Regions from separate parts of the Homo sapiens genome. Here regions 2 and 3 are each linked to region 1. Evidence: chromatin loops called from intact Hi-C (ENCODE). Cell type or tissue: B cell. All regions are shown on one strand. Each heading gives the region's core, and the rest is flanking DNA. Links, peaks and the distances in the headings are about the cores only.

The links. A loop is a pair of places that touch in the nucleus more often than their neighbours do. Peaks named below come from ENCODE experiments on the same cell type or tissue, not always from the same donor. Only the 100,000 strongest peaks of a DNase experiment are listed, where the experiment ranks them.
Region 2: a loop joins it to region 1, with 6 times the contacts of the local background. A loop is called at or near these places in 8 of 110 quality-filtered maps.
Region 3: a loop joins it to region 1, with 16 times the contacts of the local background. A loop is called at or near these places in 5 of 110 quality-filtered maps.

What each region holds. Positions count from the first base shown.
Region 1 is chr11:14,901,229-14,909,361 of GRCh38, forward strand. It overlaps the pseudogene CALCP. Among named protein-coding and RNA genes, the nearest start is that of CYP2R1, 13 kb to the left of the region's middle. RefSeq lists enhancers at 4,501-4,600, 4,781-4,890, 6,533-7,032. In B cell, for the core only: CTCF peaks have their summits at 3,788 (motif pointing left) and 3,989; DNase peaks (open chromatin) are centred at 3,753, 4,573 and 5,403; H3K4me3 peaks cover 1,709 bases; H3K27ac peaks cover 492 bases.
Region 2 is chr11:14,310,765-14,318,897 of GRCh38, forward strand. All of the region lies in intron 1 of RRAS2 (RAS related 2), which reads right to left. Among named protein-coding and RNA genes, the nearest start is that of RRAS2, 44 kb to the right of the region's middle. RefSeq lists an enhancer at 1,945-1,994. In B cell, for the core only: no CTCF peak of the experiment used is centred there; DNase peaks (open chromatin) are centred at 1,607, 3,577, 4,707, 5,347 and 1 weaker place; H3K4me3 peaks cover 4,126 bases; H3K27ac peaks cover 5,000 bases.
Region 3 is chr11:14,574,774-14,582,906 of GRCh38, forward strand. It overlaps a transcript of PSMA1 not described here. Among named protein-coding and RNA genes, the nearest start is that of PSMA1, 58 kb to the left of the region's middle. In B cell, for the core only: no CTCF peak of the experiment used is centred there; a DNase peak (open chromatin) is centred at 3,898; H3K4me3 peaks cover 1,021 bases; H3K27ac peaks cover 1,734 bases.

The sequences.
Region 1 (8,133 bases), core at 1,098-6,097:
AGAAATTATTAAACAAATGCCATGAGTAGATACAGAATTCATTAAAGAGGAATTAACAATGGGTAAACAAACATGAAAAGGCACAGCTTCACTCATAATAAAAAACGCAAAATAAAATATCTCTGAAATTCACAGCAGCTTAATTCAGAAAACCCAAAAACTGGACGTAACCCAGATATATATCAACAGGAGAATCAATAAATAACTGGGTATATTCATGCAATGGAATACTACTAAACAATAAAATGGGGGAGGAAAATCTGCTGGTACATGAAACAATGTGGAAGAATCTCAAAAACATGCCAAGTGAAAAAATGTATATCTCAAAGCGTACATACTGTATCTGTCCATTTACATGGAGTTCTGGAGCTGCCTTTAGTAAACTGTGATTTTAAAAATTGAAAATGGTATTTGCCTCTGGGAAGGTGGGAGCAGGTATTGGGGGCAGGGTTTGATGGAAAGGGGTATGAGGCAACTTTTTGGCATAATGGTAACATCCTGTATTTTCTTGTAGGTTTATATTTTGTAGGGGTATGCATTTTTCAAAACCCATCAAACTGAGTACTTAAAATTTATGCGTTTCATTGTATTGAAACTTCTTCCCTAAAAAGGACCAGCAAGCAAACATTGAACTCTATTTAGGATATGCATACTAAAGTGTGTAGGGTGAAGTGTCCTATTGAATGCAACTTACTTTGAGATAAGTTAAAAACAATACACATTAATGCATATACAAAGGGATGAATAGATATCTAAATATGTGTTAAAGCAAATACAGCAAAATTTTAAAGTCTAGGTATGGGGTACATGGGTATTCATTGTACAAGTGCTTCAACTTTTCTGAATTTTTCAGTTTTTTCTTAGTAAATTGCTGACAAACAAACTCTGAAGTACCATTTTGCCTATTAAATGAGAATAATATTTTTAAAAATATAATAAGCCGAAAAATTTTTAAACCCACAATAATGGCCATGATGCCATGAAACAGATACTCCCTTGTCTATTGATATTTGATATTGATACTAAAATATCTAATGGATTTTTTTGGGAGACAATTTAGCAATTTCTATCCAAAGTCACCAAAATGGCCTACCTCATCTAATAATTCTATATATAATCTACACCAAGAAATAATCTCAAACATGGAGAACTCTGAATAAAAAAAGATATTCATTATAACATTACTATATAAGAATAAGTTAGAAACCTAACTGACCAAGAATAAATCAATAGATAAATTTGTATCTCTTGTTGTCACAGAAAATTTGAGGTTCTGGTAATAAAATTACGTACAATCAAATAGTAAAATAGATATAGAAATAATGACTGATGAGGGAAATGAAATTATGAAGTAAAATACATCTTGAAATGCCCTTGAAATATTACACATAGTTAAAAGGCATAGCTATGAAGACAACGAAGTTTCACTGAAAATGTCTGTGATGTGATAGGTACAAAGTAGACAAGTGTGTACATATACACCATAATTAGAGCTGTGTGAAAGTGGTACATGTCTGAAGCTGTTTGTAGTGGATGCTGTTGTGTACTGCCCAAATCTCACTTTCAGGACTGAGTCTTGCATTCCTCCAGCCTCACTGGAGTATGGTGGCTGACAGCTCTCAGATGAGTCAGTTTCTGAGAATGGCTCTCAGCCAGAGGGAATTGTGTTGATCAACGTCTAGATCCTTCCTGGGAAAAATTCTCATTGAATGCATGATTGAGGGCAGGGCCAGCTACATAATTTGCAAAGTCCAATGAAAAATGAAAATATGGGTCCTCTTACTCCAAAATTACCAGGAACTTCATGACAGTAATAGCAGAGCATTAAACTAAGCATGGAGCCCTTGTGAGTATAGGGGCCCTGTGTGATTGCATAGATCATATGCCAATAAAGCTGGCCCTATTCCAGTGAGGCATAAAGGGTCAGGCTTCTTGCCTGAAGCTGGAACAACTCTGAAGTCTTAGCCCAGCTCTAGAGCTCCCTGTGAGACAGGTCTTTCCTGTACAGTTCAACTTTTCTTTCTGCCCATTCCTACTTTCTTCACTCCCTTATAGGTGTTGATACCAGGGATTCCTCCCAACTACCTTTTGGCACACAAATCTCCAACTAAGAGTTTGCTTCCCCTGGAATCTTACATAACATCTATTGTTAATGCAAAATAAATGAGCATAAAATACAGGAAGAAAATACAGTAATTGTATAAGAATAATTTCTTTCTCTTCTGAATTTTAGTGTATATGCTTACATGACATTTAAAATAAAAATAAGTTCCAGTTTAAAAAATGATACTTTTAAGAAAATACACAAAAGAATTGAAAGCATAGATGCAAATAGATAATTGTACACCAATTTCATAGCAGCATTATCAACAATAGCCAAAAGGTGAAAACCACGTAAATATTCATCAACATATAAAATAATGAACCAAATGTCATATATACATATGCAATGGTATATTATTTAGCCTTAAAAAGGAATAAAATCCTGTCACATGCTACAACATGATGAATACTGAGGACATTATGCTAAGTGAAAGCCAGACACAAAAGGACAAATATTGTAGGATTTTACTTATATGAGGCACCCAGAATAGGCAAACTCATACAGACAGAAGGTATAATAGAAATTACCAGGGGCTGGTAGAAGGAATAGTGGGGATTATTGTCAAATACAGTTTCCATTTGGGATGACGAACAAATTCTGGAAATGGATAATGATGATGATTTGCACAACATTGGGAATATAATTATTGCCACTGAACTGCATGATTAAAAGTGTCAGAATGGTGTTAAAAGGATTCTGTTCCTGCTTACAATTTCGAAAGCAACAGTAGCATATCACTCCCACCCTAACAATGAGAAAAACCTGAATAATCTATAAAATCATAATTTTTTGGACCCACCAGAAAGCTGAAGTCACAAGGCAAACTGAGTCACAAAGTATACTGATTCAAAAGGGTAACAAGCTCCTCCAAGAAGAAATGGATCACATGAATTGCTTCAACTTTGGAAGAAGAGGTGGCACTTGTAAAAGCTGGTAAGCAGGACTGGATTTGAGCAAATGCGTGTGTGGGCATCATCCAATTGGTTGAGAGATTGATAGAACAAAAAGATTGGGAAAGGTTGGATTCCTAGCCCTGTCAGATCCTATTTCAAGTTTAGATATGTTCTTTGTCCTGGATGTTTTTGCACTCGTTTTTATCATTAAAGACATTACGTTAAAATATTACTCTGGATTCCTGAGATTTTTGGCACCCCTTTACATTTTGCAATGGAAACAAGTGCCTCACTCATCTCACCCCAGTTCGGGCCTTCCAGGGCACCTTTATAGAGAAACTGATTTTGTTCACCAAATAAAACGAAGCTAGTCTTTGCCCCAGCAGTTTGCTTTCCTAGGTAAGGAGAGATCAGATATAAAATGTAGATGTGCTCTGGATTTATTCTTGATTGAGGATTGCACCAGGCAGCAGCAACAAAACGATTTTGATTTGCTGAGTCTGAATCTAATTGATCCACACAGGTTTCCCTTTGCTCGCTATGCTTAGGTCTGGCCTGGCCCACTGGCTTCTGACAGGGTGGCTTTTATTTTGGAAGTGTGAGGACGCACTGGACGGTCGCCACATGGGGATTTCTGGTTGAACAGTTTTCAGAGAATGAAATCAGTTCCTTCGTGGTTTTCCTGGGAGCATTTCCTGAGCGCTAGAAAAGTTCGCCTTTCTAGGCCCAGATCGCACAAGGGGCAAGCAAAGCGTCAAAACAGCGCCCCCTGTCGGCCGCGAAGGCGTGGCGGCCCGCGGACCGGCGGACCCCGGGTCATACCAGCTGTCCGGGTGCACAGGCCCAGGGGCCCCACGACCGCGGGTGTCGGGACCGTGGGCTCCACTGAGGAGCCCACCGAATCCTTCGGCCTGGCCAGGCGGGGGGTCTTCTTCCCAGTCCGCGGAAGCCAGGTCCGGGAGACGGCGGGGCTCACTGTGCCTTCGGACCTACACTCTGCTCGGGGGCCGGATTTCTGCAAAGCGTCCACTTGGAAAGAAGTTTCACTTGCAGGGAAGGCGGGTGTACGCAATGATGGTCCGTGTGTCCGGGATGTGAATGCCAACCAAGACTGCGTCCGTTGGTGGAGTGTGCGCGGGTCCTCCGTGAGGGTGCTTCTGGCAGTCACAGTTCACGAGTTAGCGAGAAGATGGCTGGGAGGCGGCGAGCCCCCGCTCCCGGGGCGCGCATTTCGAACTCCATAGGTATGGGTGAGTTGGTTAGCATTGGATTCGAGTGCTTGTTCTTATCTGAGTACAGACACCTGGTAACCTTCGGGCCTGCAGAGGCCCCTGTGCTCCTTTGGAGGGCGCTGCAGGACGGGCTGGGTTGCATCCGGGCCTTTACCCCAGGTAGCCGGCAGCAAGTGAACTGGCCTGGATTGGCCGGCCCAGGGCACCTCCACACACAGAGCCCCGCGGCACAAGGCAGCTGTGCAAAACGGTCTCTAGAGGGGCTGCCCTCGCCCTGGTGAATGGGCAGGAAGGCGTGTGCATATGTGTGTGTGTGTATGTGTGTTCGGGCGCGCGTTGGGGTGCAGCCGGCCGGTCGTAGGCTGCGGTGAAAGGTGGCTTGTTATTCTGGGCACCGCAAAGGGTTTCACTTCCCCTGGGTGAGCCTTCTGGGGGTGCTGTCTTGGGCAGAGCGCCAGCCCCAGTGGTACCACTGCTGGGGAGCCCGCTGGGGTCCGAGTCCGCCCACTGTGGGGATGTTGTCTGCTCTTGCCGTTAGCCCCGCACGTTCTCTGCATTTCCCCTGGTCTCTCCCCTTTGATCTGGAGGCGCTGTTTCAACGGCTGTCAGTCTCTAGAAGGGTAAATTCGGTTCCGGTCATTCTTCCAGTGGGCCCTTATCCCTAATCCTCCCTCTCCTCTCGCCTGCTCCCTCGGAGGCGAGCTCCCTGTTTGGGGCCGTCACGGCGCCGCGGCGTACTCTGCGCGCGCGCGGAGAGGCCCACTTCGGTGGCAACCTGAGCTGGGTCCAACACTACGGTGTGTGCCCCTTGGGGAACAGTCCCTAAATCAGCGCAGGGCAGCAGGCGATCCCAAGGAGATGGGTTTGTCCAGGGGTTTGGCCTTCTAGAGAGGCATGAGGCACCCGCATCTACGTTCAGGTGAAGCTACGGAGCTCAGTCCCTACAGACAGCCGGAGCCTTGGGCTGTGTACCTGTCATTAAATGTTCCTGGGACTAGGAACGTGCAGAGCAAGTGTGTATGTGTGTGTGTGTGTGTGTGTGTGTGTGTGTGTGTGTCTGGGCTATTGAAATAACGACCTTGCCCCGGGAAAGATAACCCCAGCTGTCTAAGTGCCTAAGGAGGGAGACAGTGAGCCTGCCTTCTTCAGCCATATTGGGCAGAAAGCCTTCATGGTAGACTAGACCCACAGGATGGGACTAAGTGCCTTCAACCCCAAGCGGAACCCGGCACCCTCAGGCCTGGACATCTCTCTCTGCTCTGTGAAGCTTCCAAACCGTTTACATTCATGAATGCCTTCAAACTTGAAGGTACCCCACTGGGGCAATGAGGCCTAGATAGTGTCCAGTTACTTGCCTGAGGTTACACAGGAACAGAGGCAGCACAGGAAACCTGGCCTCTAGCCACTCTGCCACACCAACCTCTTGGGGAAGGGCCCCAAAAGACACGAGGAACCCTAGGAGACACTCTAGAGAGCCCCCTGAACAAACGCAGAGCTGTGTGGAGCCTGGAGTTTTAAATTCCTATGAAGAACAAAGCCAAGGCAGACTACAGGAGGGGCAACTGAATCCCCCACCCCCAGCTCCACATGTTGTTCTAGGCCCTGGGGAAGGGTGCGTGGAGAGATATTTCATGAGGAGGTGTGAAGGGATGGAAAGACTTGGAAAGGGGACCTGAAGCCTGAGGAGACTTGGGGACTCCTAGTTAGGAAGTGCCTTTGGAAAAGCTATGGAAAATGGGCGGAGCCCGAGACATCCTCTAAAGAGTCCGGGATAGATGGGAAGAAGGATCTAGGCTGGTGGGCATGGTAGGGAAGAAAGCAGGTATTTAGGGCAGAAGCTCTGTGCAGTAATGAGTACCATGCTTTCGCCTTTAGATCCAGGTGTGAACATACCGAAAACTTAGCTGTAGCTGGCCTGGCCCCACTCACTAGAAGGTGAGAGAAACCCCTAATATACCAGGTTACCTTAAACGACTGAAAAAAGCTGTGACAGTGACCCCAGCTGGGGATTAACTGACTTGCCTAAAGGCGGCATCATTTTACTTGTTACATAGAGCAAACAAAGGCTCCCAGAAGTTCTCCCGCTTGCTGGCTCTCAGTCTTGGTCCTGTGCCAGGCAGGCAGCCTCCAGGCAGCGCCATTCAGGTGAGACAGCTTGGAACCAGGGGCTCCTCTGCTCCCACTGCCCCTGGGACCAGGCAGCTCTGTGCCTCTGAAACCATGCATGGCTCCCGGTGAAGCAGTGCCCACAGGTGGACCCTGACCTCATGCCCTGTCCCCTGGGAGTCGCAGTGGCCACATCCTCAGGGGAAGAAGCAGATACCAGGGAGCCTGGCTGTTTATCCTGGGGAGGGGCAGGCAGGGACTCACAGCCTGCATTGAGTTTGCTTCCCCTCCACAGGTCTCCCGTGGAGAGCAGCCCAGACCCGGCCACACTCAGTGAGGAGGAAGTGCGCCTCCTGCTGGCTGCACTGGTGCAGGACTATGTGCAGATGAAGGCCAGTGAGCTGGAGCAGGAGCAGGAGACAGAGCTCCAGGTGAGGCTCCCCAAGCGCCCAGAACAGGGCCTCCTTTCCCCGCAGCATACCAAGAAGGCGGATCCCAAGAGGTAGGAGAGAGCACACTGGCAAGGGGTCCAGCAAGCTGATTTGTTCAGGAGGACTTGGAGCCCAGCCTTTCTCAGGCTCCAGGGGAGACAGAGGTCCCAGTGCAGCTGGAAGGACTGTGGTTAGACACAATAAAAAGCTCCGTTTTTGAAAGCTGTTAGGAAGTGAAATGCGAAGATGTGGAATCGCTCACTGTGAGAATTGCTCTTGCAACAATAGCTCTCATTAGATGGGATAATTGTGAAATACATGTACTTTGTTTAGTGCTGACTATGAGCTGGTTACAGTTGTAAATAGTTGACTGATGATTTTGATCCTCACAACAATCTGTGAGGAAACTAAAACAAGTACGGTTAAGTAATTTGTTAAAAGTCATAAACTAGTAAATGGTAAAGCTGAGCTTTAAAATCCGGGTAGTTTGGCTCCACACTCCATTTTCTTAACTAGTATTTCTACTGCTTCTAGTTAGTGAGTGTGTGAAGACCTAGCATGGGGGCTGGAATACAGTAGGTGCCCTAATGTGTTAGGAGGTTTTAGACTTGCTGTTTCTTACACTTTCTCCTTCCGTTTCAGTCAGTTCGATTTCTGATGGCTGGTTCTCCCCATTCCTTCCCTTTCTAAGGTGGAGAGTAGATCTCAGGTAGAGCAGCTGATCACCAGCAGATGGCAACAAAGACTGTCCAGATAAGAGCTAAGAGCTCTTTACAATGTGATGAATTAGTAGTTCATTTGTAAAAAAGAAAACTGAAATAGAACTCATGGAAATGTTTCTCATTTCTGAATAACCAAATACACAGGAAACTAAGTAAAATCCTTAGGCTTAATTGATGTTGAAATGCCCTGAGAACATTTGTTGACATCCAGAGTGATATTGAAAAGAACTGATTGAGGATAGTGAACATCTTCATTGTGTTTGTAAACTCAGGAGGAATGCTCATTCAATATGATGTTAACAGTGGGATTTTTCATAAGTATCTTTGTTCAGAATAAGAACATTCTTTTCATTCTAGTTTTCTGAGAGTTTGTATCAAGAAGGTTCTTAAGTTTTATCAAATGTCTTTTTAAAATCTATGTAGATGATCATATGGTGTTTCTCTTTTATTCTGTTAATGTGGTGAATACATTGAGTTTTGGAGGTAAAACCAATATTATATTCCTAAAATAAACACCATTTGGTCATGATCATCATTCTTTTCCACATTGATGATTTTTGATTTACTTTTCTTGTTTGTTTAGGATTACTACATCTATATTTATGACATATATTTGCTTGTATTTTGCCTTCCTGGTGATGTCCT
Region 2 (8,133 bases), core at 1,251-6,250, 590 kb before region 1:
AAGTAGACATATGGTCACCCTAAGGTTATGCATCTCTCTTAGGCATGGAAGGAATTCTTCCTTGTTTCTTATTCAGTGTTCTAATTGTAACCTATTGTGTGGCTACTGCTTTCCTTCCCAGCCTTGCATGCAATGGACAGACAGGTTCTGATACTTCCTTTCAAAGGGATTAGCCAAGAACCATCCCACAGAGGAAATCAAAACAGTGTGTGCATACACACTGCTTCTGATACTTTTTTCAAAACTCTGTGGCAAAGGATTTTTCACTGATTCGAGGAGAAACAAATTTAAAAGCATTTTAGGCCAGAAGCAGTGGCTCATGCCTATAATGCCAACACTTTGGGAGGTCAAGGTGAGAGGATCGCTTGAAGCTAGGAGTTTGAGACCAGCCTAGGCAACATAGCAAGACCTATAAAAAAATAACCTAAAAATTGACCCGGTGTGGTGGGGTACACCTATAATCCAGCTACTCTGGAGGCTGAGGCAGGAGGACCACTTGAGCCCAGCAGTTTCAGGCTACAGTGAGCTATCATCATCAGACCACTGCACTCCAGCTTGGGCAACAGAGCGAGAATCTGTCTTTAAAAAATAAAAATAAAATAAAAAAGTACTTTATTTTATTTTGAGACAGAGTCTCTCCAGCCCAGGCTGGAGTGCAGTGGCACAATCTCGGCTCACTGCAACCTCTGCCTCCCTGGTTCAAGCAATTTTCCTGCCTCAGCCTCCCAAGTAGCTGGGATTACAGGCACGTGCCAACACGCCAAGCTAATTTTTGTATTTTCAGTAGAGACGGGGTTTCACCATGTTGGCCAGGCTGGTCTTGAATTCCTGATCTCGGGTGATCCGCCCACCTCAGCCTCCCAAAGTGTTGGGATTACAGGCACGAGCCACTGCGCCTGGCAACATAAAAGTACTTTAAATGTATTTAAGAAAATATAGGTCAGTTATACTGGAAAATTATTTCAATAATATATTTTAAAATGTGCTTGTTTCACAAGAACATAGCCATGAATGAAGGAAATTAACACTGCAAACTACGAAAGTTACATAAACATACACACACAAACAAGATATGTCATGGTAGCTTTGTTACTGTGAAAAACTTTTTTTTTTTTCTTGAGATAGAGTCTCACTCTGTTGCCCAGGCTGGAGTGCAATGGCTCAGTCTCGGCTCACTGCAACCTCCGCCTCCCAGGTTCAAGCAATTCTCCTGCTTCAGCCTGCTGAGTAGCTGGGATTACAGGCACCTGCCACCACACCTGGCTAATTTTTGTATTTTTAGTAGAGATGGGGTTTCCCCATGTTGGCCAGGCTGGTCTCAAACTCCTGACCTCAAGTGATCCACCCACCTCGGCCTTCCAAAGTGCTGGGATTACAGGTGTGAGCCACTGTGCCCGGCCTGAAAAACTCTTAATAGCCTAAATATCCCTAAGGGGAGAACACGGACTAGTTACATGAATTACAGCATATCTATCACAGCATAGCAAACAGCCATTGAAAAGAATAAGACACGTCTTGAAATGCCACATAGATTTCAAGAGCATCTATGATATACTATTCATTTGACAAATAGTTGTTGTGTACTTAATACCTACAAGCTAGGATATGGTTCTGAATAAGAATAAAACCAGCATAATTCAGGCACTTGTTTTTTGTTTGTTTTTTGTTATTTTTAGAGACAATCTTGCTCTGTTGCCCGCACTGAAGTGCAGTGGCCCGATCACGGCTTACTGCTGGCTTGAACTCCTGGGCTCAAGTGCTCCTCCCACCTCAGCCTCCTGAGTAGCTGGGACTGTAGGTGCATGCCACCACGCCTGGCTAATTTTTTCATTTTTTTGTAGATATGAGGTCTCACTATATTCCCCAGGCTGGTCATCAACTCCTGGCCTCAAGTAATCCTACCACCTAGGACTCCCAAAGTGTTGGGATTACAGGTGTGAGCCACTGCACCCAGCCAGTTCTGGCACTTGTGGAGCTATGTTTTAGTGAAGACATATAGGTCTATGGCACAATAAAATTCAAAAAAGCAATCTCACACCTGTATCACTGTTGTTTTACTTTCCTAATAATACGAAGAACTAAATTCCTCATCAAGTTCATCTCAAAATGGGAAAGCAGCAGCAGCAAATGTTCTCAACCAGAGATTCCCTCCAAACCACATGCCTGGAGGCCGGGCCAGCACTTCTCTGAAAGTGGCTGTCTATTCACACCAAGGACAACCAGTCTTACTTTTGATTACTTAACCTCATTCTACCAGCAATTCTGTTTTTATAAAATATCTTATGGCACACAAATTTAAATCAGACTAGGTCGCTAGGGATAATTTTAAACTTTTATGTGGAGACAAACATGATTCATATCAAAAGGAACTATAAACATTTATCTTATAAAAATACCCAAGTACGTAGGTTTAAAAAGTCAAGAGCTAAACAGCACATGTTCACAGAATTTAAGACCCTGCTCACACCATTTAGAGACACAAATTATAGCTTGTCTGTATGTGCTCAGCCTAATTCATAGTAAAAGAATGCCACATCAATTGTAAACCACATGAAAAGAAAGTAAACATGTAACTCTGAATCACATTTATATGCATATAATATAGGTCAGATTCTATAGCTATTATTGCATTTAGTAAAAGTACTTTCATAGTGCTTATTTGCAAATGCAGGAAGAGGCTTGCTCACTGTAGTGGCCTGAATGGTGGCATCCAAAAAAGATATATCCAACTCCTAATGCCTGGTACCTATGAATATGACCGTATTTGGAAATAGGGTCTTTACAGTTATTAAAGTGAGATGGCCCTGGACCTAAATCCAACCACTGTTGTCCTTATAAGAGAAAGGAGGGTGAGATGCAAAACACAGAAAATAACCCAGAGAGGAAGGCCACATGAAGGCAGAGGCAGAGATTGGAGGGATGCATCCACAAGCAAGCCAAGGAGCACAAAGGGCTGCTGATAAGCACCAGAAGCCAGGACAGAGGCATGGAAATGATTCTTCCTCAGACTCCAGAATCAACCAGCACGACAACAACTTGATTTTGGAGTTCTGACCTATGAAAAAATAAATTTCCCTTGTTTATACCACCAAGTTTGAGGTGGTTTGTTACAGCAGACCTAGGAAATTAATATACACATCTAAAATAGTCATTTGTTTACAATGCAGTAAGTCTCAAGAGCAATCAGTAAAGAAAAAAGAATTTAGCAAGTATTTTTAATTTATTATGTTATAAAACAACACATCTTCATTGTAGAAAATCTGGAAAATCATTAGAAAAAACTATAAAATTCACCTTTAGAACCAAAGCCCATCTTCACAATCTCTCAACTTTAAAATGTGAAACTAGACATGTATTTTCTAGCCTGTGAGCTAAATAACCTGATCTTAAATTGTTCAAATAATGTCCATCATTAAATGCCTTTGTTTACAATTAGGTTTATATGGCACTTACACAACTATGAAATTGAGAGTCTATGATGGAAATTCTGATCTAATTTTAACATAAGCCTTATAATTGAAACATACAAATGGGAACTACAAGGAGAGTTTTATTGTCATGGGGGTTTCCAGCGAGGTGCTTTCCCTTGATCATTTTGGGTCCTAAACTGTTCTGGTCTCTAATCATAATTTACATATCAACCAAATCCTCAATTTTAGAAATAATATATGCAGAAATAAGAAGTGCAGAAAAGCAATAAATGCAGAACAAAATATTAACGAATTTTATTCAAGAGCTCTTGACTAATGTTCTTCCACATTTCCATTACATTTTTTTCAAAAAATAATTATCAATTAGATGCCATAAAATAAAGAGGAACATCTAACAGCTGCCATGTAATAGCAAATGTTGAAATACTGAGAATGAAAAATAGCTTGAAAATTATTGCCAAACCAAATCTTTGAATGCAGGCACATGGTTTTTTTGTAGTTTTTGTTTTGTTGAGATGGAGTCTCACTCTGTCGCCCATGCTGGAGTGCAGTGGTGCGATCTCGGCTCACTGCAACCTCCGCCTCCAGGTTCAAGTGATTCTCCTGCCTCAGCCTCCAGAGTAGCTGGGACTACAGGCACACGCCACTATGCCTGGCTAATTTTTGTATTTTTAGTAGACCAGGTTTCACCATGTTGGCCAGGCTGGTCTCAAACTCTTGGCCTCAAGTGATCCGCCCGCCTCAGCCTCCCAAAGTGCTGGGATTACAGGAGCCACCATGCCCAGCCAAATGCAAGCACATGTTTTAATATTTCATTTAAATAGCCATGGTTTTTGTTATAAAAAGCAAAAGTCTCACTAACTCCAGGTAAATTTTTAAACTAAGCCTCTACTATTTAAATGTTTATTCAAAATTAGACAGCATCCTCATTCCGTAAGTGTGAGCTGCACATAAGGACTTCCTTCCAAAGAATACAATATGGAAAAGGGTTGGGGCAGGGAGCAACTTCATAGTAGAGAAACCAGACAAACATTACCTCAGCCAGATGATCAGGGTCAGCATCAACAGTTACAAATCACGCTGACAGCATGTACTCTTGATATAATGTGATGAAAACGGTACTTCACCTCTGTGGTCTTCCTAACCCAAAACCCATAACCCTACACCTGTCATGAGAAGAACACTAGACACATTCTAATAGAGGGGCACTCTACAAAATACTTAATGAGTACTCTTCAAAATAGTTGGGTCATCAAAAACAAGGAAAGTCAGCCAAGAGGAGCCTAAGAAGGCATGACAACTAAATGTAATGTGTTATCTTGATGGGATCCTGGATCAGAAAAAGGACATTAGGTAAAAACTATGGAAACCTGAATAAAGTATAGACTTTAGCTAATAATAATGTATCCACATTGGTTCATTAATTCTAACAAATGTACCATACGTGTTAACAATAGAGGAACTAGGTGACAGATATATGGGAAGTTCCTATACTATCTTCTCAGGTTTTCTGTAACTCTAAAGTTCTTAAAGTCTACTAAAAAAAAACTACATGGCAGTCATTTCTAAAAAATGCCAACTGAGGTTCTGGATAAGACTTTTCTAATCACCCACATGTAAAAGCTTAAATTTAATTAAGGAAAACAACTAGACCCACTAAACAGTTTCTAGCACTAAAATTAAATCCACATTTTAGGGTACTCAGAGGCAAGATAAAGGGAGACCAGATCAACTCCACCTTTTTAAGCAAACATTTACTGTGATAAGAATGTAAAAATTCAGTCTCAAAACCACAGAGCTATTAAAAACATTAATTTTAAACTAATAAAAAGACAAAAAAAACGTAGTTCAGAAGAGATTTTAAAGCAGAAAGCCCAGATCAGAAACCCATAACAGGAAGTTTGGTCCTTCTTCCACCATCTTGGACTAAAATTTTACGTCTCTGAACATATTTGACTGTTTCCTCATTTACATAATGGAAAGTGACAATCGCACAGTGCAATATCCAAAAGATGCTCAAAAAATAGCCTGTCATAAATAAAAATATAAAATTCTTAGTCTTTTTACTTCACTCACATCTGCTAAAACCAATGCTTTCTTGGTGAGGTATGCATCAGTCTGAAGAGAATCAACCAAAAGAGAAAGACAGAAGGGGTACAAAGGAGGGAAAAGTAGGAATAGCATTTAACTATGTATATTAGCATTTTCCAGGCCCTCCTTTTTACAGTTTTTACATCTCCCCCTGCAAAAGTATCCTGATGAGGCCAGGTACAGCAATCCATGCCTATAATCCCAGAACTTGGGGAGGTTAAGGCAGGAAGATTGCTTGAGCCCAGGAGTTCAAGACTGGCCTAGGCAACATAGCAAGACCCTGTCTCTACCTACTAAATAAATAAATAAAGCCAGGCACGGTGGTACACCTCTGTAGTCCTAGCTAATTGGGAGGTTGAAGCAGGAGGATTGCTTAAGCCCAGGAGGTCAAGGCTGCAGTGAGCTATGATCGCACCACTGCACTTAGCCTGGGTGACAAAATAAGACCCTGTTTCAAAACAATCCAAAAACAGTGTCCTAATGAAACTCTCATTTCAACTAACACTTATTAAGATATCCCGAAAATTGTTACATTGTAATTCACCAAACTTTGGGTTCTACTGCAAATGAGACATTGGAAATAACAAAAATAAATGACTATCAGTTCCTGCCTTCAAGGAGTCTACTTATAGTCAAGTAGGAGGCAAGACAAGAGAACAAATAACCACCTTTTGTTGACAGGAGGATGACATCAATTAGAAAATGCACCTAATTACAGAGGTGTTAAAATAAGAAATTTTTTAATGTGTGCCTTAGAATGAAGGAGATACTATAGTTTCTGTGTGGTAAGAGTAAATTTAGAAAAAGGTACTATGGAGGCATAGATGTTAATGTACTGCCATTTAACACTGCTACCCTTATAGGTGTTGGGTGGAGTTCCACAGATTCTCAATCATCCAAGTTATGGAAGAAGAGAATTCAAAACGTATACACCTTACCAAGAACAGACGTGTTTGCAAAATGCAAGACAGACCTGTAAAGATGCAGAATATCTGTATTAATAAAATCTTAGGCCGGGCATGGTGGCTCACACCTGTAATCCCAGCACTTTGGGAGGCTGAGGCAGGTGGATCACCTGAGGTCAGGAGTTCAAGACCAGCCTGGCCAACATGGTGAAACCCCATCTTTACTAAAAATACAAAAATTAGCCAGGTGTGGTGGTGGGTGCCTGTAATCTCAGCTACTCAGGAGGCTGAGGCAGGAGAATCGCTTGAACCCGGAAGGCAGAGGTTGTAGTGAGCCAAGACCGTGCCATTGCACTCCAGCCTGGGCAACAAAAGCGAAACTCCATCCCAAAATAAAATAAAATCTTAAAAGGCAAGATGAATTCATATTGACATTTCACTAAATTATTTGGGAAACAAAATTCAAAGGTAATTACTTTTAAGAAACGTAGCCTCTATCAACAAGAAGCAGATGATGAATGAACTTACTAGTTTTTCCTCTTGATCTTTCCCTACAAAACAAATCATTGCAAACTCTAAATGTACAAAGGGGAGCTGAGCACAGTGGCTCATACCTGTAATCTCAGCAAGTCAGGAAGCCAAGGCTGGAGGATCAATTCAGCCCAGGAGTGCAAGGCTGAGGTGAGCTACGATTGCACCACTGCCCTCCAGTCTGGGCAACAGAGTGAGAGAATGTCTCTAAATAAGTAAATAAATGTATGAAGAGGACAACTGTAAAATAAGCCACATTTCTAAAAGAGAATCAGGTCATTTTCAAACGGAGCAGGAAGAATAAAGGAATCATTTTCATGATATTTCCCCTCACTGTTAGGACTAAAGCTGTCCTTTATACAGGAAAAGGAAACCCTGTCTTCGCAAAATCCTGAAGGCTTTTCTATGTGTAAACCCTAGAGAAATACCTGTCAAATGAGTAACTATCCTAATAAATCCTATATGGATGTTCACTTCTTTTAATACTTGAGTGCAGCCGGGCGTGGTGGCTCATATCTGTAATCCCAGCACTTTGGGAGGCCAAAGCGGGTGGATCACCTGAAGTCAGGGGTTCAAGACCAGTCTGGCCAACATGGAAAAGCCCCATCTCTACCTACTAAAAGCACAAAAATTAGCAGGGCGTAGTTGCGCATGCCTGTAGTACTAGCTACTTGGGAGGCTGAGGCAGGATAATCACTTGAACCTGAGAGGCAGAGGTTGCAGTGAGCTGAGACCATGCCACTGCACTCCAGCCTGGGTGACAGAGAGAGAATCTGTCTCAAAACAAACAAACAAACAAAAAAAAAAACCTTGAGTGCCCAGGGATGAGATGGCACCTATTCAATTAACCATCCTGATAAGAAAAGCAAAACCCTTCTCTCACAGGAAGGCTCCTGAGCCCAGCCAGGTGCAGCACTACCTGTGTCTCCCAGTGCTGTAGTCATTCCAGCTCAGCAGGGCAGTGGAACAGCTGAGACAGAAGAAATGTTTCCTGAGGAAGGCAGAGTGTTTAGGAAAGATAACCCAAACACGGACATTTTGTACATTCTTTCAGTCCCCACTTTGGACTATTGAAAAGTAAATATAAATCAGACTTTTACAAAACTTAAGTATTAAACTTCAAATTCCTTCAGGGAAACATATCTGTATACTTTGACTCACACTTACTGACTTGG
Region 3 (8,133 bases), core at 1,251-6,250, 330 kb before region 1:
CAGAACTGTGAGTCAATTAAACTTCTTTCCTTTATAAATTACCGAGTCTTGGGTATTATCTTTGCAGCAATGTGAGAATGGACTTATACAGTAAATTGGTACCACTATAGTGGGGTGCTGCTATAAGGATACTAAAAAATGCAGAAGTGACTTTGGAACTGGGTAACAGGCAGAGGTTGGAACAGTTTGGAGGGCTCAGAAGAAGAAAGGAAAATGTTGGAAACTTTAGCACTTCCTAGAGACCTGTTGAAGGGCTTTGACCAAAATGCTGATAGTGATATGGACAATGAAGTCCCAGGCTGCGGTGATCTCAGATTGAGATGAGAAACTTGTTGGGAACTGGAGATGAACTCTTGCTTTGCTTTAGCAAAGAGACTGGCGGAATTTTACCCCTGCCCTAGAGATCTGTGGAACTTTGAACCTGGGGGAGATGATTTAGGGTATCCAGCAGAATAAATTTCTTTTTTTAAATTTTAAAAAAATTTATTATAGTTTAATTATAATACTTTAAATTCTAGGGTACATATGCACAATGTGCAGGTTTGTTACATATGTATACATGTGCCATGTTGGTGTGCTGCATCCATTAACTCGTCATTTACATTAGGTATATCTCCTAATGCTATCCCTCCCCCCTACCCCCACCCCACCTCAGGCCACAGTGTGTGATGTTCCCCACCCTGTGTCCATGTGTTCTCATTCTTCAATTCCCACCTACGAGTTAGAACATGCGGTGTTTGGTTTTCTGTCCTTGGGATAATTTGCTCAGAATGATGGTTTCCAGCTTCCTCCATGTCCCTACAAAGGACATGAACTCATCCTTTTTTATGGCTGCATAGTATTCCATGGTGTATATGTGCCACATTTTCTTCATCCAGTCTATCATTGTTGGACATTTGGGTTGGTTCCAAGTCTTTGCTATTGTGAATAGTGCCGCAATAAACATACGTGTGCATGTGTCTTTATAGCAGCATGATTTATAATCCTTTGGGTATATACCCAGTAATGGGATTGCTGGGTCAAATGGTATTTCTAGTTCTAGATCCTTGAGGAATCACCACACTGTCTTCCACAATGGTTGAACTAGTTTACAGTCCCACCAGCAATGTAAAAGTGCTCCTATTTCTCCACCTCCTCTCCAGCACCTGTTGTTTCCTGACTTTTTAATGATCACCATTCTAACTGGTGTGAGATGGTATCTCATTGTGGTTTTGATTTGTATTTCTCTGATGGCCAGTGATGATGAGCATTTTTTCATGTGTCTGTTGCCTGCATAAATGTCTTCTTTTGAGAAGTGTCTGTTCATATCCTTTGCCCACTTTTTGATGGGGTTGTTTGATTTTTTCTTGTATATTTGTTTTTTTCTTGTAAATTTGTTTAAATTCTTTGTAGATTCTGGATATTAGCCCTTTGTCAGATGGGTAGATTGTAAAAATTTTCTCCCATTCTGTAGGTTGCCTGTTCTCTCTGATGGTAGTTTCTTTTGCTGTGCAGAAGCTCTTTAGTTTAATTAGATCCCATTTGTCAATTTTGGCTTTTGTTGCCATTGCTTTTGATGTTTTAGTCATGAAGTCCTTGCACATGCCTATGTCCTGAATGGTATTGCCTAGGTTTTCTTCTAGGGTTTTTATGGTTTTAGGTCTAACATTTAAGTCTTTAATCCATCTTGAATTAATTTTTGTATAAGGTGTAAGTAAGGGATTCAGTTTTAGCTTTCTACATATGGCTAGCCAGTTTTCCCAGCACCATGTATTAAATAGGGAATCCTTTCCCCATTTCTTGTTTTTGTCAGGTTTGTCAAAGATCAGATGGTTGTAGATGTGTGGTATTATTTCTGAGGGCTCTGTTCTGTTCCATTGATCTATATCTCTGTTTTGGTTCCAGTGACATGCTGTTTTGTTTACTGTAGCCTTGTAGTATAGTTTGAAGTCAGATAGCATGATGCCTCCAGCTTTGTTCTTTTGGCTTAGGATTGTCTTGGCAATGCAGGCTCTGTTTTGGTTCCACGTGAACTTTAAAGTAGTTTTTTCCAATTCTGTGAAGAAAGTCATTGGTAGCTTGATGGGGATGGCATTGAATCTATAAATTACCTTGCGCAGTATGGCCATTTTCATGATATTGATTCTTCCTATCCGTGAGCATGGAATGTTCTTCCATTTCTTTGTGTCCTCTTTTATTTCGTTGAGCAGTGTTTTGTAGTTCTCCTTGAAGAGGTCCTTCACATCCCTTGTAAGTTGGATTCCTAGGTATTTTATTCTCTTTGAAGCAACTGTAAATGGCAGTTCACTCATGATTTGGCTCTCTGTTTGTCTGTTATTGGTGTATAAGAATGCTTGTGATTTTGCACATTGCTTTTGTATCCTGAGCTAACACTTGCTAAATGCCAGTCACTGTTCTAAGAAATCAGTATGTTATTTACTAACTTATTTGATTCCATGAAAGCCCTATAAGATAGGTCACTATTATTATCTTCATTTTACAGAGGAGAAATCTGCTCATGGTTCTGTAGTGGTACAGATGAGAAAACAATTAAGTAATCTGCTCATGGTTGCGCTGCCATTAAGTAGTGAAGGCAGGATCTGAACTCAGGTACTCCAGTCTCATAAAGAACATGCTTTAATACTACTACTAATTTTCTCCTTCCAATGATGATCTTTCCTCCATTCTACCTCTGCTATCCACTTCCACTGTCATACTGTGAACCCTCACATCACCTCAACCTGCCTCATCTTGAAATCACTAATTCAGGCATCTCACCCTCTGACCAACTTCCTGTCTCTCCAGAGAAGTTATAAAACAACAATAAAAGTAATAGTAATAATAGCATTTATATAGCCTAAGTGCTCTTCACAAGTTAACTTATTTATTCCTCACAATTCCCTGGCAAATGTAGGTATTATTACAACTGTTTTACAGATGAGGAAATTGAGGCAAAGGAGGTTAGGTGACATGCTCAAGGCCACACAGCTTATGGGTGGCAAAGCCAGAATTTGAACCCAGACAGTCAGGCTCCAGTGTTCACATCCTTAACTATTGTGTTAAGGATGATAAGCCTGGAGTTGAGGGAAAAGTTATTATCCCACTTAGGAGTTAACAAAAAAATCCATGCCTAACTCATGTTCCAAATATTTGTTTATCTGTTTGTTTGAAAGAGCCTCTAACATGATTTGCATATTCACTCATATTGAGAACCACAAATTAGATCATTTAAACAGCCACATGTTGTCGCTCATAAGTGGGAGTTGAACAATGAGAACACATGGGCACAGGGAGGTGAACATCACACACCGGGGCCTGTTGGGGGGTTGGGGGCTAGGGGAGGGATAGCATTAGGAGAAATACCTAATGTAGATCACGGGTTGATGGGTGCAGCAAGCCACCATGGCAAGTGTATACCTTTGTAACAAACTTGCATGTTCTGCACATGTACCCCAGAGCTTAAAGTATAATTAAAAAAAAATAGTCTCCCAATCTGGAGTTCTGGTCAAGTTTAACCCTATTGTTTGTTGTCCTGCTGGCCTTGGTTAGAATTGCTTCACATAAACAGGACAGGGCTGGGCTTGAGAGTGTCAGCATTATGACTTGTCCAGTTAAATGAAAAAAGCATCATTGTCAGTAGCTTGGCAGGGCTGGAGCAAGAAAGGATGGACAAATTTCTTGATACAGACATGATACCTGACGTGTTATTACTTGTGTTCATCTGATTTAATCCAATAGCTAGGAAGAAGACTAACTGATTAGCTGGGAATAGCTCAGGGCAGCAGTTTGCAACTCATTAATATGATGGCTTCTACTATAAGAAGAAAGCAGAATGAGAAATGCAAAGTAAAGAAGGTATTCTTGGCATGGGTCCAGGGGAAAAGCAGTCTGGCTGAAACCATTCAGTTTCGTCAGTCAGGAAGCAGCTATCTACGTAAACAGGAAGTAGAGAAGGTTGCAGGAGAGGGCAGTGGTTAGTTGGTGACAAACAAGAGCTGATACCAGATGGGTGTAAGTGGTTACATGTAAAAGAGATTCTGATAGAGGCCCAGACATTGCATGTTAATTATCCCGGCCTTCTCCTGGGAGAGCTTGTTTCACCAGAGTGTCTATGCAACATGTGTTGAGTCCTATTCTCAAATAGATACTTCCTTTAGAGCCTGGTTTTTGCCAGTTGTCTGCTGGGTAGTTTTATTTTATCTCATTGAATCATCTCAACATTCTGTGAGGATGGGATTAGGTGAAGAAACCAGCTCAAAGGGATTAAGTTACCTGGCCTAAATTCATTTACATCATGCTATTATACAACACTTTGGAAACTGTCTCCTCTCTTAAAAGTAACTATTAGGTATAACCTATTAGAAAGAAGGTATGTTGACATTCTAGAGATGCCATAACAAATTGCTACAAACCTCGTGACTTAAAACAACATAAATCTATCCTTTTACTATTCTAGAGGACAGAAGTCTGAAATCAAGGTATTGGCAGGGCCATGATCCTTCTGAAGGTTCTAGAAGAGAATGCTTCTTTGCCTTGTCCAGCTTCTGATGTCTCCAGGCATTCTTTGGCTTCTAGCTACGTAACGGCGATCTCTACCTTCATCTTCATATGGCCTTTCCTCTTTGTCTTTGTCTTTTACTCTTCTGTCTGTTATAAGGATACTTGGAATTGGATTTAAAATCCATCTGGATGATCTCATTTCAAGATCCTTAACTTAATTACAGCTGCAAAGACTTTTTTTTTTTTTTTTTTTTTTTAAATAAGGTAACATTAACAGGGGCCAAGTATTAGGACATGGACACATCCTTTTTGGGGCCAACTTTCGACCAACTATAAGAGGTGTCACTATTATAATATAAATGCAGATTTTGTAGTATTTTAATAACAACTAAGGAATTGAGAGGAGTATGTCTTGATTAGAGTTTCCATGTCTAGATCTCTATTCTTTAAAAGAATAAACTTTTACAAAATGCTAGTTCCCCTAGAAACCCCCCTCAAACCTTTGGCCTATTAGAATTTCAGAGCAAGAGGGGCATGTGATGCAAAGGCACATGTACTTTGAAAATGCCCTCCAAGTGAACATGATATATCCTTCCTACAAGCTACACACCCACATGTGTTTGAGAATTGCTTCTCTGAGGAAATGCCATTCCCAGGCTGATGGATGGGTAAGAGGGAACTTCAAGGTACACTGATTGTGTGCTGAGGAAAGGGAGAGAAAAATCTGTCTGCAGTGATAATGGAGGCCACAAATTGGGTTGATCTGAAGAACCTCAAATCCAAAGAGCAGGGCTGGAAAGAAAGATCTGATTACTACAAGAGAGCGACACTGTTGCTCATGTGATCTGTCTGCAATACAAATGTAATCATGTCACTCTCGCTTGAGATCTCATTGGCTGTCTATGAATAATGGATGATTTTCAGATTCCAGAACACAACACACAAGGATTTCACAAGCTGGCTTCTACCTACTATTTTAGAATCATCTCTCACCACTCTCCCTCAAAGACTGTCTGCTCCTGCCATACTAAAATTCTTGCTATTTCTCAAACACGTCTTATCCTTTATTGCCTTCCTAGCCTTGAACATGCTGTTCCATCTGCTTGGAATGCTATTCTCTGCTGGATAATTCCTGCTACACCTCAAGACCACTTTTCCTGCCACTCCATCTTCTGTCCTGCATTAAAAAGCCTCCTTATTCTCTTCAATAAGTTGGCATCTGCCTCTGCTGTGATTCTAAGTCACTCCATTCATAGGAACTGTTGGCCTTGTGTCCCATCTTAACTTCCCCTGAGTCCAGTACTTTGAGAGCTTCTAGAAAGATAAAACTGTGTCATACTCATCCCTAAATCTCCAGTGCCTAGTAAGTGCTTAATAAACATTTGCTGAAAAATGAAAGGATCAGATCATTATGGCTTCAAGTCTGAAATACATACTTGGTTTGGTGATAGTGGGATCCAGGCTTTAGATCTTAAGCCTGTCAGACTGGAGCCATAGGCAGAGAAGAACACAAGGGAGTAAGTCTGGAAGAGGCACAAGAAGAGGGAATTGTAGGAAACTGAGAGATTATCCAGTTTGGAGGCATAATGGGGGTTGTTTAAGAAGATTAGGAGCCCTCAGTTCATTCTCCCATCTTCAGCATGGAAACTACTGAAGTGGAATCGTGTTGGGATTCCCCTTAATACCAGTGGCAACACATCAGGAGTGATAGGAATGACAGATGAACTACAGATAGAAAGTGTCATACTGACACCAGGGAGCTATGTAGTTATGGGATGAATCGAGGGAAAGAGGACAAAGGGAAACACATATGAGAGAACCTTTAGAAAGTTCCCAAATAAGAAAAGAGGGATTTGATGTTGGGTCCCATTGGCTGGTGTACATATATTGGCTGGTGAATAGTCTACTATATTCTTGGTAGCTGTCATTCTCAGCCAATTCTGACGAAAGTGAACTACATTGCCCACCCTTGCATTTGTTCTAAGGGCATATAATTCATAGGCTGGCAACCTCTAATGAAGTCTTGGTATGAGAGCTTTTCTTAAAAGGATGTTAGTATCATCTGAATCAGTTGGCTCAAGCAGCACAGTGTAACAGTTAGGAATCCAAGGTCTAAAACCAAAGTGTACACCAATTAGACAAGTTAATTAACTTCTATGTGCCTTCGATTTCCTCTTTAGTAAAATGGATATGATAATACCAGTACATACTTCATGAGGTTGCTTTTGAGATTCAGATGGGCTAATATGAGTAAAACCCTTAATAAGAGTGATCAGTAAGTGTTATCTATGTTATAACTATTCAGAGGCAAATACACTAAAAAAATCACCTTCTGAGTTGAAATAATAATAATTATTTTTCCAGCATATAAGGACCTGTATTAGTCAAGACTCAGTTGCAACTGCCAGAACCCAACTCAAAATAGCTTAAGAAAAAAAGAGGTTTTTATTGATTTGTCTGTCTGAAAAGCCCAGGATTATCTGTAGTAACTTCAGTATTGTTTCAGGGTTGCAAAGTCACATTATTAAGACTTGGCTTCTTTATATCCCTTAGCTCTGCTTTCTTCTATACGAATTTTATTCGCAGGCAGTTTCCTCTTATAGAAGCAAGATGGTTGTTGGCAATGCCACACTTGCATTTCCACACAACTTAGTAACTTTCAACTTAATAACCCCAGTAGAAGGTCCAGCAAAAACTTTGCCCCTGATTCTTATTAGCCCAAATTGGATCACGTACTTATTCCTGAACCTGGATCATGTGTCTACTGCTGAGTGAGCAGAAAACCTTTCCACAAAGGCAAATCAAGGTTTGGTTACCTTGATCTGCAGAAGAAAGGCAATTGAGGCAGATAGGGATAGATTCAGATTTTATGGAACTGAAAGCCTTATAATTTTGGGGTCTTCTTTAATTAAAAAAAATACAAATTTAAAAACAGGTATAAAAGTTGGTTTTATTTAGAATGAGAAAATAAATCCCAACAAATTATTGAACTCTTGGAGATTTAGGTTCTTTACTTCTTAGATCGATTTAGACAATTTACCAGAAATGCTAATATATAAATGCTTGTTGATTGTAACCTGGCTTTCTCTCCCCACCTAGAATACTCCATAACTCCCAGCACCTCCCATGCAACTGAAGGCTTCTGAAGCTTAAGCTTTGTTAGTTTCACAATATAATCCACCTCTGGACACAGGGCAAGCAAAAACAAAACAACAACAACAACAACAACCAAAAAACCCCTAGCAAATATCCACTTCATACATTTCTTCCTTTTCTTTTTTTTTGAGATGGAGTCTCACTCTATCACCACGCTGGAGTATAGTGGCGCCATCTTGGCTCACTGCAACCTCTGCCTCCCAGGTTCAAACAATTCTCCTGCCTCAGCCTCCCAAGTAGCTGGGATTACAGGCACACGCCAACAGGCCCAGCTAATTTTTTTTTTTTTTTTTGTACTTTTTAGTAGAGATGGGGTTTCACCATGTTGGCCAGGTTGGTTTCAAACTCCTGACCTCAAGTGATCCACCCATCTCGGCTTCCCAAAGTGTTAGGATTACAGGCGTGAGCCACTGCTCCCAGCCTCATACACTTCTTAATAGCAGATTCCTTATTTTAAAGAATGGGCAACTGAATGTATATCCAAGTAACTCTGCTCAG